Linked DNA regions of Homo sapiens: region 1 is linked to region 2. Evidence: read pairs that join two places in POLR2A ChIA-PET (ENCODE). Cell type or tissue: Panc1. All regions are shown on one strand. Links, peaks and the distances in the headings refer to the core of each region. The heading gives the core; the rest is flanking DNA. Region 1 holds the start of ZNF254 (zinc finger protein 254). Region 2 has its middle 64 kb from the start of ZNF254.

Evidence for each region. ChIA-PET counts read pairs that join two places held together with the same protein. Peaks named below come from ENCODE experiments on the same cell type or tissue, not always from the same donor. Only the 100,000 strongest peaks of a DNase experiment are listed, where the experiment ranks them.
Region 1: POLR2A ChIA-PET joins it to region 2 with 11 read pairs; 23 of 35 experiments call an interaction of 5 or more read pairs at or near these places.

Annotation. Positions count from the first base shown.
Region 1 is chr19:24,081,758-24,090,980 of GRCh38, forward strand. ZNF254 (zinc finger protein 254) reads left to right here and starts at 5,430. Exons shown (of 4, transcript NM_203282.4): 1 at 5,430-5,580. The coding sequence starts at 5,551. RefSeq lists enhancers at 5,476-5,555, 5,606-5,655, 5,716-5,805. In Panc1, for the core only: no CTCF peak of the experiment used is centred there; a DNase peak (open chromatin) is centred at 5,374; H3K4me3 peaks cover 1,919 bases; H3K27ac peaks cover 1,235 bases.
Region 2 is chr19:24,018,351-24,029,008 of GRCh38, forward strand. No RefSeq gene overlaps it. Among named protein-coding and RNA genes, the nearest start is that of ZNF254, 64 kb to the right of the region's middle. In Panc1, for the core only: no CTCF peak of the experiment used is centred there; no DNase peak of the experiment used is centred there.

The DNA of each region.
Region 1 (9,223 bases), core at 1,224-9,223, 63 kb after region 2:
CACCTTTACCGTTTGGATTGAGGCTTTTCCTACCAAGTCTGAAAAGGCAATCAAGGTTTCTAAACTACTAAAAGAAATAATTCCGATGGGTACAGTATCTCACGCCTGTAATCCCTGCACATTGGGAGGCCAAGGCAGGTGGATCACCTGAGGTCAGGAGTTCGAGACCAGCCTGGCTAACATGGCGAAACCCCGTCTCTACTAAAAATACAAAAATTAGCTGGGTGTGGTGGTGTGCACCTGTAGTCCTAGCTACTCTGGAGGATGAGGCATGAGAATCACTTGAACCTTGGAGGCAGAGGTTGCAGTGAACCAAGATTGTGCCATTGCACTCCAGCCTGGGCAACAAGAGTGAAACTCTGCCTCAAAAGAAAAAAAAAAAAAGATAATATCGAGTCTCGCAAAATATAGTAATTAAGAAGATTCTTTATCACAAACCCTTGTGGCAGAGCACATCTCCTCATAGGTAAAAACATTGTAACTATGGTAAATGTGTTCCTCAATAGTAAATTAATTATTAAACTTATTCAAAATTATTTTATTTAATTTTTCAGAACAATGCTTATGTTTTGTATAGCTAATTGCTGTAATTCTTTAACAAAAACTGGGCCAGACACAGTGGGTCATGCCTGTAATCCCAGCACTTTGGGAGGCCGAGGCGGGCGGATCACGAGGTCAGGAGATCGAGACCGTCCTGGCTAACACGGTGCAACCCCATCTATACTAAAAAAAAAAAAAAAAAATTAGCCAGGCGTGGTGGCGGGTGCCTGTAGTCCCAGCTACTTGGGAGGCTGAGGCAGAAGAATCTCTTGAACCTGGGAGGCGGAGGTTGCAGTGAGCCCAGATCGCGCCAATGCACTCCAGTCTGGGCAACAGAGTGAGATTCCATCTCAAAAAAACAAAAAAAAAAAACCCAAAAAACTATTTGATTGATGTCTCATTACAAAATGTATAAAAGCAAGCTTTGCCCCGACCACCTTGGGCACATGTTCTCAGAACCTCCTGAGAGCTGTGTCACAGGCCATTGTCACTCATATATGGCTCAGAATCAATCTCTTCAATTTTTTTTTAAACCATCTGTGACAAACCCACAGCAAACATTAAACTGAACAGGAAAAAGTTGGAAACATTTTCTCTGAGAAATGGAACAAGACAATAGTGCCCATTTTCATCACTTCTATTCAACATAGTACTTGGAAGTCCCAGCCAGAGCAATTAGAGAAAAGAAATAAGTAGCGAGCCTCCAAGTTGGTAAAGAGGTAGTCAAATTGTCACTGTTCACTGATGTTACAATCATATAATTAGGAAACCCTAAATACTCATAAAAAAGCATCTAGATCTGATCAATTCAGTAAAGTTTTAGGATACAAAATTAATGTGCACATATTAGTGGCATTGGTATACACCAACAGTGACCAAACTGATATTTAAATCAAGAACTCAACCCCTTTTAAAGCAGCTGCAAAAAAATAATACTAATAATTAGGATTATCCCTAATGAAGGCCATGAAAGATCTCTACAAGAAAAACTGTAAAATATGTCTGAAAGGTATCATAGATGACACATACAAATAAAAACACATCCCATGCTTATAGATGGGTAGGGTTAGTATTGTAAAAATCATATTACCAAAAGCAAGCTACAAATTCAATACAATTCCTATGAAAATAACATCATAATTTCCTCACATAACTAAAAAACTCTAAAATTCATATGAAACAAAAAAGAACCTGCATAGACAAAGCAAGACTAAGCAAAACAAAAATAAACTCAAGATGGATCAAAAATGTTAAGACCTGAAACTATAAAAATTGTAGAAGGTAATACTGGAAAAACTCTTCTAGACATTGGCTTTGGCAAAGCGTAGATGACCAAGAACCCAAAAGCACATGCAACATGAAACAAAGACAGATGAGACTTAATTAATTCTCAAAAGAAGATATACAAATGGCCAACTAACGTAGATAAAAATGCTCAACATTACTAATGATTAATGATCAGGAAAATGCAAATCAAAACCACAATGTGATACCACCTTATTCCTGCAAAAATGACCATAATTAAAACATCAAAAATAATGCATGTTCGCATGGTTTTGGTGAAAAGGGAATACTTTTACATTGCTGGTGGGAATGTATACTAGTACAACACTATGGAAAACAGTATGGAGATTCATTAAAAAATTAAAAGTAGAACTACCGTTTGATTCAGCAATTCCACTACTGGGTATCTACATGGTGAAAAATAAGTCATTATATGAGTAAGATACTTGCACATGCATGTTTATAGCAGCACAATTTGCAATTGCAAAAGAATGGAAGCAGCCTAATTAATGCCCATCAACTAATGAGTGGAAAAGGAAAATGTGGCATATACCACATTTTCTTTATATATATATAATATATATAAATAATATATAATATATTTATAATAATATATATACACCAATGAATGCTACTCAATCATAACAAGGAATAAAATAATAGCACTTGCAGCAACCTCAATGGAGTTGAAGAACATTATTCTAAGTGAAGTAACTAAAAAATGAAAAAAACAAATATTGTATGTTCTCACTTATAAGTGGGAACTAAGCTATGAGAATGCAATGGCATAAGAATTATATAATGGACTGTGGGTACTCAGTGGCAAGGGTAGGAGAAGAGTGACGGATAAAAGACTACATATTGGGTACAGTGCACACTGCTTGGGAGATGGGTGCTCCTAAATATTAGAAATCACTACAAAAGAACTTATCCATGTATCCAAACATCTTCTGTACCTTAAAAACTTTGGAAATAATAATAATAATAATAAACAAAAAATAATCCCAAACCCCGTAAGTTTAACTTTCTATGCTTTGGCTGTTTTTGGTTTATTTTTTATTTTTTAGAAAGGGTCTCACTCTGTCACCCAGAATAGAGTGCAGTGGCTTAATCAGGGCTCATTGCAGCCTCGACCTCCTTGGTTCAGGCAATCCTCCTCCCTCCGCCTCCTGAACAGCTGGTACTAAAGGTACAGGCCACCATGCTCAGTTAACTTTTGTATTTTTTTAGATACATGTTTTTGCCATGTTGCCCAGGCTGATCTCAAATTCCTGGGCTTAAGCAGTCTTCATTTCTTGGCCTCCCAAAGTGCTGGGATTATAAACATGAGCCATCATGAGTGACCACAATCTTTTTTTTTTTTTTTTTTGAGACAGAGCCTCACTCTGTCACCCAGGCTGGAGTGCAGTGACCTGATCTTGGCTCACTTCAACCTCCTCCTGTCAGGTTCAAGCGATTCTCCTGCCTCAGCCTCTGAGTAGCTGGGACTACAGGCACGCGCCACCACGCCCAGCTAATTTTTGTATTTAATAGTGGAGATGGGGGTTTCACCATATTGGCCAGGCTGGTCTTGAACTCCTGACCTCGTGATCCACCCACCTCGGCCTCCCAAAGTGCTGGGACTACAGGCGTGAGCCACTGCACCCAGCCCAGAATTTTTTTTAACATGATATAGAAAAGCTAACTATATTTAGATCTGTTACTTAACAGAAAATTTGAATAAACGTCTTTTATTAAAAAACATAAAATTTTTTATCTACAAATATTGATACAAAACAGTTCAAAATTACTTCCTAGGGGTTTCACTAAAAATTAGTTTGTTAAGGGTATATATATATATATATAAAAACTAAGATTTCTAGGTGTAAAACAATTTTTTTATAGAGAGTGTATAAACAAAGGCCAGGCGCAGTGGGTCACGTCTGTAATCCCAACACCCAACACTTTGGGAGGCCAAGGCAGGTGGATCATTTCGAGCTTAGGAGTTTGAGACCAGCCTGAACAGCAAGGCAAATTCCAGTCCCTACTTAAAATACAGAAATAAACCGGGCATGATGGCTTACACCTGTAGTCCCAGCTACTCCAGAGGCTGAGGCTGGAGAATCGCTTGAACTTGGGAGGCGGAGGTTGCAGTGAGCCAAGATTGCGCCACTGCACTTCAGCCTGGGCGAAAGAGCAAGCCTCTCCTGGAAATAAAAAAACAGTGTATAAACAAAAGCAAAATATGCTTTTGATGAAGAAAGTTAGAAACATTTTGTCTACTTTGAAATTATTTAAAGGTTGTTTCAAATTGAAAATATAAAAATAATGTAGATTAAAATACAACATAAAAATTTAAAAAATGGCCAGGCACGATGGCTCACGCCTGTAATCCCAGTAATTTGGGAGGCTGAGGCGGGTGGATTACCTGAGGCCAAGAGTTCGTGACCAGCCTGGCAACATAGTGAAACCCCGTCTCTACTAAAAATGCAAAAAATTAGCCAGGTTTGGTGATGCACGCCTGTAATCCCAGCTACTCGGGAGGCTGAGGCAGGAGAATCGCTTGAACCCAGGAGGCAGAGGTTGCAGTTAGCCAAGATGGCGCCACTGTACTCCAGCTTGGGCGACAGAGCTAGACTTCGTCTAGACAAAAAATAAAAAATAAAAAAAAGTATAAGAGATCATAAAATATGTATAAAAATCTAGAATGGTCAAAAAGACAAATTTGATGGACTTTATTTTTGTTATTTTATTTTATTTTTTGAGACAAAGTCTCGCTCTGTCGCCCAGGCTAGGGTGCAGTGGCAGGATCTTGACTCACTGCAACCTCAGCCCCCCGGGTTCAAGGAATTCTGCTGCCTCAGCCACCCGAGAAGCTGGGGTTATAGGCGTGCGCCACCATGCCCAGCTAATTTTTTTTTCTTTTATTTTTTTGAGACGGAATTTTACTCTTGTTGTCCAGGCTGGAGTGTAATGACGCGATCCACGCTCACTGCAGCCTCCACCTCCCAGGTTCAAGCAGTTCTCCTGCCTCAGCCTCCCGAGAAGCTGGTATTACAGGCACGTGCCACTACGCCCAGCTAATTTTGTATTTTTAGTAGAGATGAGGTTTCACCATGATAGTCAGGCTGGTCTCCAACACATGACCTAATGTGATCCGCCCGCCTTGGCCATCGAAAGTGCTGGGATTACAGGCGTGAGCCACCGCGCCCAGCTGATGGATTTACTTATAACGGTTTATCAAATTAGCTTTAGTGCTGATAATACATTATTACTAAAGTAAAAGTTGATTTTCTCTTGAACAAAAATTATATGTATTATTAATATACATAAAATATGTTTGTTCACATTTTGAATACATTGAAAAAGAGAGAGAGCAAAAAAGATATAGAATTTTCCCATGCTCTGGGGTGGGCCTGGCTCAGCTCAGGGAGGAAGCCCTGCCCGATAAGGCTGCAGCTTAGGCTGTCACTCTTTCTTCAGCCTAGGGTGTGATCACATCTTCTATCACTCAGGGTCTGAGTAGGCGGGGCCTTAAACGTTATCCAACTAGGGACGTTGGGCTGGGAACTGTCCAATCAGGCACACAGCTGGACTGGACAAAGCGGCTTCCGGGATATGGCGGGGCCTTTGTCTCTCGCTGTCGCCGGAGTCCCAGGTCTGTCTTCACTGCTCTGTGTCCTCTGCTCCTAGAGGCCCAGCCTCTGTGGCGCTGTTACCAGCAGGTATTGGAGATCCACAGCTAAGATGCCAGGACCCCCTAGAAGCCTAGAAATGGTGAGAATGCCAGTCCGACATCCCGAGAGAGGGGAGGGGGCTGGTTGGAACTGGTGGGAAGCGGCTGTGGCGGGACTCAGGCCTCCCCCCAGTCAGCTCCACAATCTGCGCCCAGCTCGACCTCAGTCCCCTTCAGAAATAAGATGGCGGCTGCGCTGACAGCCAGACCCCCAGGAGTCCTGTTTCTTCCCTGCGCAGTGACTGTGCCCTGTCCTGGAGCCCTCTCTGGGCAGCTGTGGACCCGCAGCCCCGCGTCTCTCCCAGATTGTTCAGGGACCCGGGGAGGGTCGTCAGGGGAGAATCCTGACTCGGGTTGCGGGTTCATGAACGGGAAGAGCTTTGGTCTGTGGGGTTCCCAGGCCCTCTTTTTTCCCATTAAAAATTTATGGGCGTCACTGCAAAAATATTAAATACTTTAATAAAAGAATGATTCAAAAATTGTACCACACCCAGCTGTGGTTTGTACTTTTGTGGTCCATGGAAGGGGCCTGAAGAAAAGATTGTTACAAGGTTCATGATAAAGAAAACCAAATTCAATAATTGGCTAGGTACAGCAATCTAGGTTGTCGTTTTTTTTTTTTTTTTTTCTTTTTTTTGAGACAGAGTCTCACTTTTTTGCTCAGGCTGGAGTGCAGTGGTGTGATCTCGACTCACTGCAACCTCCGCCTCTTGGGTTCAAGCGATTCTCCTGCCTCAGCCTCCCTAGTAGCTGGGACTACAGGCGCCCGCCACCACAATTTTTTTATTTTTAGTAGAGACGGGGTTTTACCATGTTGGCCAGGCTGGTCTCCAACTCCTGACCTCAGGTGATCCACCCACCTTGGCCTCCGAAAGTGCTAGGATTACAGGCGTGAGCCACCGTGCCCAGCCTCGTTTCTTAATTTTTACATTTAAGGTGGGAATATCCTGGTTATGTAATCAGAGCTTAATTGTCAGCTTATTCTTGGTTAAGCAAGAATTTTGTTTCCGCTAATGTAGTAATTTACCAAAAAATGCTCTTGAGTTTAGATTTTTTTTTTAGAAGTAGAAATCCGGGGACTAGAGCCACCTCAATCTAATTGCCTGCCACTTAATTATTTTCACACTCCACAGGGGACTGCTTTTTTCCTGAAATTTTCACATGTATCCCAAGCAGGGCCTCAAGTCCACCCCTCATCCCCTATTCCTCCAGCCTAACTCTGGCTTGCAGGAAAATACTAAATTTCCCGTTTTGTCTGACATTCCCAAATGCCAATGTCCCCTCCCTAATTCACTTTATCATCTATTTGTCCTTTAGGGTAGATTTTGATACCTGTTTTAATTTTTATTTATTTATTTATTTTAATTTTTGAGACAGAGGCTTGCTCGGTCACCCCGGATGGAGTGCAGTGGTGCAGTGGTGTGATTTAGGCTCACTGCAACCTCTGCCTTATGGGATCAAATGATTCTCTTGTCTCAGTCGCCCAAGTAGCTGGAATTATAGGCGCCCGCCCCCACGCCTGGCTAATTTTTGTATTTTTAGTAGAGACCGGGCTTCACTATGTTGTCCAGGCTGGTTTCAAACTCCTAGCCTCAAGCGATCCGCCTGCATCAGCCTCCCCAAGAGCTGGTATTACAGACGTGAGCCATCTCGCCTGGCCAATTAATCTTTTTTTTTTTTTTTTTTTTTTTTTTTTTGAGACAGAGTTTCACTCTTGTTGCCCAGGCTGGAGTGCAATGGCACGATCTCGGCTCACCGCAACCTCCGCCTCCCAGGTTTAAGCGATTCTCCTGCCTCAGCCTCCCTAGTAACTGGGATTATAGGCATGTGCCACCATGCCTGGCTAATTTTGTGTTTTTAGTAAAGACAGGGTTTCTCCATGTTGGTCAGGCTGGTCTCAAACTCCCGACCTCGGGTGATACGCCCGCCTTGGCCTCCGAAAGTGCTGGGATTACAGGCGTGAGCCACTGCACCCGGCCAATTAATCATTTTTTGACAAAGCATTTGATGGCACATTTAAAAAGGTTTGTTTTCTTTTTGTAAATATTTCCTATGAGAAGAAAGCAAAGAATAATCTCCTGACACTGTATTGTAAAATATCTCTGCGTTTTTTTTTCTTCTATCTTCCCTAGTCACAGATATCTTATCAGAATGTTTTTGGGTCAAGTTTTCCTTTTGGAAACTATAGTGTGATGTGTCTTCAGTCACCATTCGGTTTTCTTGGACCTGGGTTTCAGTACTGTATTGGGATAAACGAAGATACCCACCATGGCTATGTCTGCTTAGAGTGTCTAGTAAATATCAGCTTCTGGGTCATATTCTCTCATAGGAAAATCTGAGGTATTGAGTGTAGCGTCCCAAGTGCGCAGGTGGATGCCCTGAGTCTAAAAGGCATTTCCTAGTGCACTTTTTTTTTTAAAGCTAATTTTATGAGACATTAATATTGTCTTCACCCAACCCAGCTTTCATTTCTTAAAGACACATTGCTGGTCAGTCAATCAGATACCAGTATTGAGGAGAAAACAAATAATTTCTGCCTCCTGGTTTCCTTTAGAGAACAGAAAAATAGTAAAAAATTTCTAGAAAACAAAACAAAACAAAACAAAAACGAGGGCCAGGCATGGTGGCTCATGCCTGTAATCCCTACACTTTGGGAGGCCAAGGAGGGTGGATCACGAAGTCAGGAGTTCGAGACCAGCTGGCCAACATGGTGAAACCCCATCTCTACTAAAAATACGAAAAAAAAAAAAAAAAAGCTGGGTGTAGTGGTACAGGCCTGTAATCGCAGCTACTCAGGAGGCTAAGGCAGGAGAATCAGTTGAACCTCAGAGGCGGAGGTTGCAGTGAGTGGATATCACGCCACTGCACTCCAGCCTGGGCGACAGAGTGAGACTCCATTTCAAAAACAAAAACAAACCGCAAAAAACTGACCCCAGTGAGATGGTGTAAGAACTTGCAGAGTAAAATGCGCCTGAGACACTCACTGGGGCATAGTTCAGAGTCTCCTGAGAGGGGGTTATTGAGCACTTTAGTGAGTAGGATGGGGTGGGACAGTCTCTCAAGTAATTGGATGGCCTGACTTGACACATGATTAAGACATATCTGTGTCTTGAAAAGGTTTTTTCACTTATTTTGACCTAAGGCTTGTTTTCGTTGTCTTGAGACAGTTTCCCTCTGTCACCCAGGCTGGAGCGCAGTGGTACCATCTCGGTCCACTGCAACCTCCAGATCTTGAGTTCAGGTGATTCTCATGCCTCAGCCTCCCAAGTAGCTGGGACTACAGGTGTGCACCACCACACTCAGCTAGTTTCTGTAGTTTTAGTAGAGACAGAGTTTCACCATGTTAGCTAGGCTGTTCTCAAACTTCTGGCCTCAAGTGACTCACCTGCCTGAGCCTTCCAAAGTGCTGAGATTACAGGCGTGAGCCATTGTGCCCAGCTCACCTCGGTTTTTTAACTGTGTATTGCATTTTATTAGTAGAGCTTGAAAGGTAAGAAAATATTTGCAAAGGGCATAAAAGAGGTGAGTTTCAAAAACATTAATATCTAATAATATATTTTATTTGTTGAACATTTTCATTTACCTTTTTCTTTCTCAGAGTGAGTTTAGGAAGTTTCTCGGACATGTTTTTTTTTATGGAGGAGTGATTTTTTTTTTTTTTTTTTTTTTTGAGACAGAGTCTCA
Region 2 (10,658 bases), core at 1,407-9,406:
TCTGTCCAGCTTCGTTCCATTGCTGGTGAGGAGTTGTGTTCCTTTTGAGGAGGAGAGGTGCTCTGATTTTTAGAGTTTCCAGTTTTTCTGCTCTGATTTTTCCCCATCTTTGTGGTTTTGTCTACCTTTGGTCTTTGATGATGGTGAGGTACAGATGGGTTTTTGGTGTGGATGTCCTTTCTGTTTGTTAGTTTTCCTTCTAACAGTCAGGACCCTCAGCTGCAGGTCCATTGGAGTTTGCTGGAGGTCCACTCCAGACCCTGTTTGCCTGGGTATCAGCAGCGGTGGCTGCAGAGCAGCGGATATTGGTGAACTGCAAATGCTGCTGCCTGATCAATCCTCTGGAAGTTTTGTCTCAGAGGAGTATCGGCTGTGTGAGGTGTCAATCCGCCCCTACTGGGGGGTGCCTCCCAGTAGGCTACTCGGGGGTCAGGGACCCACTTGAGGAGGCAGTCTGCCCGTTCTCAGATCTCAAGCTGCCTGCTGGGAGAACCACTACTGTCTTCAAAGCTGTCAGACAGGGACAATTAAGTCTGCAGAGGTTACTGCTGTCTTTTGTTTGTCTGTGCCCTGCCCCCAGAGGTGGAGCCTACAGAGGCAGGCAGGCCTCCTTGAGCTGTGGTGGGCTCCACCCAGTTTGAGCTTCCTGGCTGCTTTGTTTACCTACTCACGCCTCGGCAATGGCAGGCTCCTCTCCCCCAGCCTCGCAGCCACCTTGCAGTTTGATCTCAGACTGCTGTGCTAGCAATGAGTGAGATTCCGTGGGCGTAGGACCCTCTGAGCCATGTGTGGGATATAATCTCCTGGTGTGCCGTTTGTTAAGACCATTGGAAAAGCACAATATTAGGGTGGGAGTGACCCGATTTTCCAGGTGCCATCTGTCATCCCTTTCTTTGACTAGGAAAGGGAATTCCCTGACCCCTTGCACTTCCCAGGTGAGGCGATGACTTGCCCTGCTTCAGCTCACGCACGGTGCACCGCACCCACTGTCCTGCACCTACTGTCCGGCACTCCCCAGTGAGATGAACCCGGTACCTCAGTTAGAAATGCAGAAATCACCCGTCTTCTGTGTCACTCACACTGGGAGCTGTAGACTGGAGCTGTTCCTATTTGACCATCTTGGCTCCGGGACCTTTTTTTTTTTACAATACAGTATCAGGGTATTATGCTTTGGTTTATTCTCACAGGAGATATTTACAAACAGAAACAAATCTCTTTAAATGTGCTATACAATGCTTTGTCAAAAAAGGATTAATTAAAATATGGTATCAAAAATGTACACTAAAGGACAAATAGTTAATAATGTGAATTAGGGAGAGGAAGTTGACATTTGGAATTTTCAGAAGAAGCTGTTAATTGAGTATATTATTGCAAGCCAGAGTTAGGCTGGAGGAATGGGGAGAAAGGGGTAGACTTGAGAAGCTGCTTGGGACACCTGTGGAAAATGCAGGAAAATATCAGTCCCCTGTGGAGTCTGAAAATATTTAAGTGGCAGGCAATTCCACTGAGGTAGCTCTAATCCTTGAATTCCTACTTTTAAAAAGTCTAACTGAAATCCTTTTTTTGGTAAATTACTACCTCAAGGGAAAAAAAAATTTAGGCTTAACCAACTGCAAACTGTCAATTAAGCTCTGACTACATAACCAGGAAATTTTTACACTCAAGGTAAAAAGTAAGAAACTATGTAACTGTAACTAACAGATTATTGAGTTTAAGTTTTTGCATCATGCACCTTAAAAAAAGTCTTTCTGGCTGGGTGTGGTGGCTTACTCCTGTAATCCCAGCACCTTGGGAGGCCAAGGTGGGTGGATCTCTTGAGGTCAGGAAAAAAAAAATCTTTCCTTCACGCTCCTCCCATTGACCACAAACTACAATATTTGAACAACACTTTCATTTAATTATTTAATATTTTTGCAGTGACTCCCATAAATTTTTCTTTTTACTCTTTGAGACGGAGTCTTGCTCTGTCACTCAGGCTGGAGTGCAGTGGCACGATCTTGGCTCACTGAAAACTTTGCCTCCCAGGTTCAAGCCATTCTCCTGCCTCAGCCTCCAGAGTAGCTGGGATTACAGGTGCCCACAACCACATCTGGCTAATTTTTTTATTTTTGGTAGAGACGGGCTTTTACCATGTTGGCCAGGGTGGTCTCAAACTCCTGGTCTCAAATGATCTGCCTGCTTTGGCCTCCCAAAGTGCTGGGATTACAGGCATAAGCCACTGCGCCTGGCAGACGCCAGTAATTTTTATTTTATTTTTTTCTGAGTCGGAGCCTTGTTCTGTCACCTAGGCTGGAGTGCAGTGGCAGGATCTTGGTTTGCTGCAACCTTCACCTTCTGGGTTAAAGTGATTCTCCTGCCTCAGTCTCCTGAGTAGCTGGGATTACAGGTGCCTGCCTCCACACCCTGGTAATTTTTTTGTATTTTTACTAGAGATGGTGTTTCACCATGTTAGCCAGGCTGGTCTGGAACCCCTGACCTCAAGTGATCCACCCTGATCACCTTGGCCTCCTGAAGTGCTAGGATTACAGGTGTGAGCCACCACGCCCGGCTCCCAAAATATTATTATTTTAATATGTAAGCAATATTTATTAATAAAGTATATATACTTAGAACTAAATTTTTGAAACCAACCCTGTATTTTACCTTTTTAGCACATTGCAGTTCAAAGCAGGAACATTTCAGGCACCTAGTAGCCACACATGGCCAATAGCTGCCACATTGAAGTACAGCTTCAATGTCAGTGGAGGTGAAGGGCTTGAACATCCCTTTTCTGCCACAGGGGAGGTCTCTACCTACCAACAACTTCTTCAGTTAAAAAGGTGAAACAGATAATGGCCATAGAAAGGGCAGAAGGTAGGAAGAGTAAAATAACCACAGGTGGACCACTGCTGGCCACCTGTTGTCCACCTTTCTTCCAGTGAACAAAAAATTCTCAGCCAAAGGAGAAGAAAACTCTGTGTTTTCAGATCTGTCCATAGTCTTGATGTCCAATGTTTAGATATGTAGAAAATAGGTTAAGGCAAACTTATTTTGCTATTTGGCCTTGGCCCTAATTGTCAGGCTGCGGTTATCTGTTTTCTCCTATGGTGTGGGTGACTATGTGAGTATAAGGACCAATTACATGCATACATGTCTGCATGTATTTTTTAATTACTCAACGTCATTTTGCAAGACATTCAACTTTAAATTAGGGGAAAAAATCAATACTTTTAGGGTGCACACTGTTAGAAGGTAACTAATAACCAATCTGTCATTGAATCCTGGCATCCTATCTGCACTGAGTGCATGTATTAGTTAGCTACCGCAGCATAACAAACCATCCAAAACTTTTTAGCTCATAATTGAGACGGTCAGCCATTTAGGCTGGGCTCAGTGGGACCATTCTTTTGGTCTCAGCTGAGCTCCTTCAGACATGTATCATCAGCTGCTTATTGACTAGGCAGCTGTGCTTCTGAAGGTGAGCATCTGCTTCTGGGGCTATCAACAGGGGCACCTTGCTTCTCTTCCTCATGTTATCTTATCCTCCATCTGGCTAACATGGGCGTTACTCATGGAGATGGCACATTCTGAAAGAAAAACAGGAGCATTTGAAATCTTTTGAGCCTAAGCCCCAAACTAGCCCACTGTCATAGTCACAGATTTCCATTGCCCTGAGCAAATAAGGCCAGCCAGATATATGGTTTGGAAACCAGATTCTGTACTTCAATGGGAAGAGCTGTAAAAGCATTGGCAAATGAATATAAAAGAGATAAAAAGCACCAGGTGCGGTGGCCAGGCCTATAATCCCAGTATTTTGGGAGACTGGGGCAGGGGGACAGATTACCTGAGGTCAGGAGTTCGAGAGCAGCCTAACCAACATAGAGAAATCCCGTCTCTACTAAAAATACAAACTTAGCTGGGCATGGTGGTGCATGCCTGTAATCCCAGCTACTCAGGAAGCTCAGGCAGGAGAATCACTTGAACCTTGGAGGCAGAGGTTGCAGTGAGCCAAGATTGCACCATTGCACTCCAGCCTGGGCAAAAAGAGCAAGACTCCATCTCAAAAAAATAAAATAAAATAAAATAAAAAATTGCAGCCAGACACGGTGGCTCACACCTGCAATCCCAGCACTTTGGGAGGCCGAGGTGGGTGGATTACTAGAGGTTAGGAGTTCAAGATCAGCCTGACCAACATGGTAAAACCCCGTCTCTGCTAAAAATGCAAAAATTGGCTGGGTGTGGTGGTAGCTGCCTGTAATCCCAGCTACTCAGGAGGCTGAGGCAGGAGAATCACTTGAACCCAGAAGGTAGAGGTTGCAGTGAGCCAAGATCATGCCTCTGCACTCCAGCCTGGGCAACAAGAGTGAAACTAAGTCTCAAAATAAAAAATTGCTGCAATTTTTGAAATCACTTTCATTCTGCCTTTTGCCTATGTGGTTTATACAACTATTTCACCTCAAGAAACTTGTTCAGCCAGGCGCAGGGGCTCACGCCTGTAATCCCAGCACTTTGGGAGGCTGAGGTGGGCAGATCACAAGGTCAGAAGACCCAGACCAGCCTGGCCAATATAGTGAAACCCCGTCTCTACTAAAAATACAGCAAAATTAGCCAGGCATGGTGGCCCATGCCTGTAATCCCAGCTACTCGAGAGGCTGAGGCAGGAGAATTGCCTGAACCCAGGAGGCAGAGGTTGCAGTAAGCTGAGTTCACGCCACTGCACTCCAGCCTGGATGACAGAGCGAGACTCTGGATTTAAAAATAAAACAAAACAACAACAACAAAAAACAGCCGGGTGTGGTGGCTCATGAGGTGGGTGAATCATGAGGTCAAGAGATCGAGACCATCCAGGCCAACATGGTGAAATGCCATCTCTACTAAAAATACAAAAATTAGCTGGGCATGGTGGCATGTGCCTGTAGTCCCAGCTACTCAGGAGGCTGAGGCAGGAGAATTGCTTGAACCTGGAAGACAGATGTTGCAGTGACCTGATATCACACCACTGCACTCTGGCCCGAGTGACAGAGCAAGACTCTGTCACCAAAAAAAAAAAAAAAAAAAAATTGACCGGGCACAGTGGCTCATGCCTGTAATCCTAGCACTTTGGGAGACCAAGGCAGGCAGAATGTCAGAGCTCAGGAGTTCAAGACAACCTTGGGCAACACAGGGAAACCCTGTCCCTACTAAAATAGAAAAAATTAGCTGGGCATGGTGGTGCATGCCTGTAGTCTCAGCTACTAGGGAGGCTGAGGCAGGAGACTTGCTTGATCCCAGGAGACGGAGGCTTGAACCCAGGAGGCAGAGGTTCAGTGAGCCGAGATCACACCACTGTACTCCAGCCTGGGAGACAGAGTGAGACTCTGCCTCAAAAAAAAAAAAAAAAAAATGCAGAAACATTTTGAAAGGACAAAATAATTTGGGAAAATAGGTGAGGGATGAGTTTAGAAAATTAAAACCCAAAAACACATTATTCATTTTAACGATAGAAAAAATTTGAGGAAATTTTTTTTTTTTTTAAATAAAGTCTCACTCTGTAGCCCAGGCTGAAGTGCAGTGGTGCAATCTTGGCCCACTGCAACCTCCACCTCCCGGGTTCAAGCGATTCTTCTGCCTCAGCCTCCAGAATAGCTGGGATTACAGGTGCACGCCACCACGTCCTGCTAATTTTTGTATTTTTAGTAGAGACAGGGTTTCACCATATTGGCCAGGCCAGTCTTGAACTCCTGACCTCATCATCCACCCGCCTCGTCCTCACATAGTGCTGGGATTACAGGCATGAGCCACCATGCCCGGCCTGGAAAAATTTTTAAATAAAAAAAAAACTTTAGAGAAATTAAATTCAACAGAGTTTAACTGAACAAAGAGTGATTTGCAAATAGAGTAGCATGTGAATCCAGAGTAGGCTCAGAGAGATTTCAGCATAGCCACGTGGTGGACAAAGACTTATGGACAGACAAAGCAAAGTGACATACAGAAAATGGAAGTGAGGTACAGAAACAGCCAAATTCATTACAACTTGAGGTTTGCCTTATTTGAACATGGTTTGAACAGTTGACATCCTTTTATTGACCAAACCACAGTGGTTGGTACAAGAATGGGTACAGTCTATTTACATATCCAGTTAGGTTTCAGTTCATTGTGTAAAATAAACGAACAAACAAACAAAAACTATTGACTAAAATTAAACGGGAAAAGGGGCAGCTTTAGGGTATAATTAATTTAACAATTTCTCCCTAGGGTCATAGACCAAAACTTTTTTTTTTTTTTTTTTGAGACAGAGTTTTGCTCTGTCACCAGGCTGGAGTGCAGCGGCGCTATCTCAGCTCACTGCAACCTCCACCTCACAGGTTCAAGCAATTCTCCTGCCTCAGACACCCAAGTAGCTGGGACTATACAGGTGTGCCCAGCTAATTTTTGTATTTTTAGTAGAGATGGGGTTTCACCGTGCTGCCCAGGCTGGTCTCAAACTCCTGACCTCAAGTGATCTGCTTCCTTCGGCCTCCCAATGTAGTGGGATTACAGGCATGAGCCACCACACCCGGCTGAGATAGACCAAAATTTAGACATTGATATCACTGTGTCATCATAAAAAATGAACTTATTTAGTCTCAGATCTCACTGTGAAATATCAGAACTGTGGGTTTTATAAAGTGGAAACAAGAACTTCAGGTTATTATTTTATTATTATTATTTTTAAAGGATTAGACTACAGGGGATCTCTTTGTGTTGAAATCTGCTATTTATAGAAGAAAACAAAAACTTGTTTGTATTTTCTCGTGTTTTTTTGAGATGGAGTTCCTCACTCTTGTTGCCCAGGCTGGAGTTTAGTGGCGTGATCTCCTCTCACTGCAACCTCTGCCTCCCAGGTTAAAGCAATTCTCCTGCCTCAGCCTCAGGAGTAGCTGGGATTAGAGGCATGTGTCACCATGCCCAACTAATTCTGTATTTTGTTTTTTCTTTTTTTCTTTCTTTTTTTTTTTTTTTTGAGACAAAGTTTCACTCTTGTTGCCCAGGTTGGAGTGCAATGGCATGATCTCGGCCCACTGCAACCTCCACCTCCCAGGTTCAAGTGATTCTCCTGCCTCAGCCTCCCGAGTAGCTGGGATTACAGGCGCTCGCCACCACGCCCAGCTAATTTTTGTATTTTCAGTAGAGATGGAGTTTCTCCAAGTTGGTCAGGCTGGTCTCAAACTCCCAACCTCAGGTGATCCACCCACCTCAGCCTCCCAAAGTGCTGGGATTACAGGCGTGAGCCACTGCACCCGGCCTTAATTCTGTATTTTTAGTAGAGACAGGGATTTCTCCATGTTGGTCAGACTGGTCTCAGACTCCTGACCTCAGGTGATCCGCTCGCCTCGGCCTCCCAAAGAAAAACTGGTCTGTTTTAAGATCTACCTATTTTCTTAAATTTTAGGTTTGATAAGCTCACTTTTAGCATGAGTGACTCATTTTGTTTTGTTTTGGTCTGTTTGAGATGAGTGCACATGCTCAGTCCACATGATGGCCATAAATAATTTTGTTTAAAAAATTCACCCCAGGCCGGGCGCAGTGGCTCAGGTCTGTAATCACAGCACTTTGGGAGGCCGAGGCTGGCAGATCAAAAGCTCAGGAGATCAAGACCAGCCTGGCCAATATGGTGAAACCCCGTCTCTAGTAAAAATATGAAAATTAGCCAGGCATGGTGGCACGCACCTGTAGTCCCAGCTACTCGGGAGGCTGAGGCAGAAGACTCTCTTGAACCTGGGAGGCGGAGGTTGCAGTGAGCCCAGATCATGCCACTGCACTCCAGTCTGGGCAATGCAGCGAGACTCCATCTCAAAAAAAAAAAAGAAAGAAAAAAAAATCACCCCATTTGTTTAAGTTCTTACATAGGTCATGGTGTGACCAAAACTCAGGGCCTTAGTGCCACTCTGTTTCCATTATTTTTTTTATTTTTTATTTTTTTATAGGTGGAATCTTGCTTTGTTGTCCAGGCTGGAGTGCAGTGGCACTATCTCAGCTCACTGCTACCTCCGCCTCCCGGGTTCAAGCAATTCTCCTGCTTCAGCCTTCCGAGTAGCTGGGACTACAGGCCCGTGCCACCATGCGTGGCTAATTTTTTGTATTTTTAGTACAGACAGGTTCTCGCCGTGTTACCCAGGATGGTCTCCATCTCCTGACCTCATGATCCACCCACCTTGGCCTCCCAAAGTGCTGGGATTACAGGCCTGAGCCACCGCGCCAGGCCAATTTTTGTATTTTCAGTAGAGATGGGGTTTCACTATGTTGGCCAGGCTTGTCTCAAACTCCTGACCTCATGATCCACCCACCTCAGTTTCCCAAAGTGCTGAGGTTACAGGCGTTAGCCACCGCGCCTGGCCTATTTTGGGTTTTTGTCCTTATCATGTCATTCATAGGTTATGGTGTCTTCATAGTCACATACGTCTTTGAGTTTCTGTCATTCTGTTTTACAAGAGACCATTTGACATTCTAGAAATGACTGCATGCAAACATTTATAACTTTTGAGAGAATACAGTGAAGTAGGGAGATATTACTATTTTAACTATCAGGAAGATGATACCAAGAGTTCGAAACATGCTTTTTAGCCAGGGTCCCCATGAACAACCAACTAAAATTAAATAGGTCAAATAGTTAGCTAGATAAGTGGTCTACTCATTTCAACCAAGCACACTGTTCATTAATCCTCTACAACTGCATCTCTGTGGATGCAGAGTAGGCTCAGGGAGCCTAATGGATGTATTTCTCCAGGTGCAACTATCAGTGTTAGCAAGTTCACAGGTACTTCTCTGTTCATCCAATAAGTAATTAAAAGAAATAATATTATTTAGCACAACTTCAGCAAGTACATTTAAAATCTATTGTGTAATCATAGCCTTTACAGTATAATCTTCTATAGGGCCCTATTAGGGGGGATGCATTTCTAACCATTGCCTCATTTACTCTACGCCATGGAAAGAAAGACCTAACAAATGATGGCCATTCAGAAAAGTAAGGGCATCCTGGCAATGCTGCTTAACTTATTGTGAAAAAGTTGTCCTTAACTTATGAAGTAAGTTAAGAGCAGTGGACCAATATTCTGTTTCTGATATTGTGAGGGAACAAATATCCCTTAAAAATTTCTCACCCACACTGGCCCTTCATCTTTTATCTATCAAGGTGTAAGTTTTTTCACACATAATGTTGGCTACAAAATTCTCTACATTTGAGTATACCCCATAAGTGCACACAAGAGACCCCTTTCTTTATTTCTATTGTTTGTAGAGCCATAAAAAACTGTGAAATAAGTGTGTCATGATAGCAGAGAAGTATGATCTTGTTCTGAGTGAGTGTGTCTCACCATGAAACAAGCAAAAAAAATACTGCTGTTATTTTGAGACAGTGAGTTAGCATTTTGTCCAAATATGTACTATGTAATTTTTTATTGATATGTAACATGCATAGAGAAATACATGCACAAATTCTTCATTCAAGTAAAGCTCAGTGAATTATGAAGAATACACTTGTGTAATCAGATAATAAAACTAGGCTGGACGCAGTGGCTCATGTCTGTAATTCAGTACATTGGGAAGCCAATGCGGGAGGATTGCTTGAGCTCAGGAGTTCAAGACCAGCCTACCCAACATGGCAAGGCTCTGTCTCTATTTTGAAAAAATACCAAAAAAAAAAAAAAAAAAGATCCAGGCAGGCTGGTTGCATGCCTGTTGTCCCAGCTACTGGGGAGGCTGAGGTGGGAGGATCACTTAAGACTAAAAGTTTGAAGCTGCAGTAACCCAGCATTCAGCCACTGGACTCCAGCTTGGGTGACAGAGTGAGACCTGTATGTGTAAACACACACACACACACACACACACACACACACACACGTGCACATGGTGGGGGATGTGAAAAAGAGAAAGTGTGGCTCCTGCAATTCAGTGAGACCTGGTTCTCCATCTTGGGAACTGCCCATCCACACTGAAACCACAACCTAGCACATGCCAATTAGCACACTAAACCTGCTGAGATACCACCGTTTACCCTTAAAAAAAATTGAAGTATTTCACCTAAAAGAAGGGAAAAAGAAAATGATTTCACATCTAAAGCCTTTGTTTCCTTTATAAAACAACTGCCCCTTGTCATTCGAGTTGTCCAGAGGTGTCTGACAACACTAACACACTTATGGAATCAGCCAGGAAAAATGGGCCTCTCAGGTGACAAACAGGCACAATGGTAACTAAAGGCAATCCATTCTCATCTCTACATGATGCCCCCAACTCATGAAGTGGTGTTAACTGTGTGAACCATACTCATCAGAGGAAAGTATGTTCAGGGCAACACAATCATGAGGCTGCAAATCAAACTGGGGGCGGGAAGCACGTAGGAGGTTTCCATGGCCAAGACACTGGTGGCTATCCTTGGGTGTCATTTAAAAATTTCAGGTGAAAAATCCTTTTCTTCCAGTTGGCTCAGGAAAACTAACAGACATTACTATTGGAATTCATTTTACTTTTTAGAATTTCTAAGACATAAATCATGCTTCAAACACTCCAAAAGACATTCAGCTATACCTGAGGCTGAGGACCTGCCTCCTCCTCCATGTTAGGGCCCTGACAGCAGGCAAAGAGAAGGAGCACAGGGGCCGGGTGTGGTGGCTCATGGCTGTAATCTCAGCACTTTGGGAGGCTGAAGCAGGCATATCACC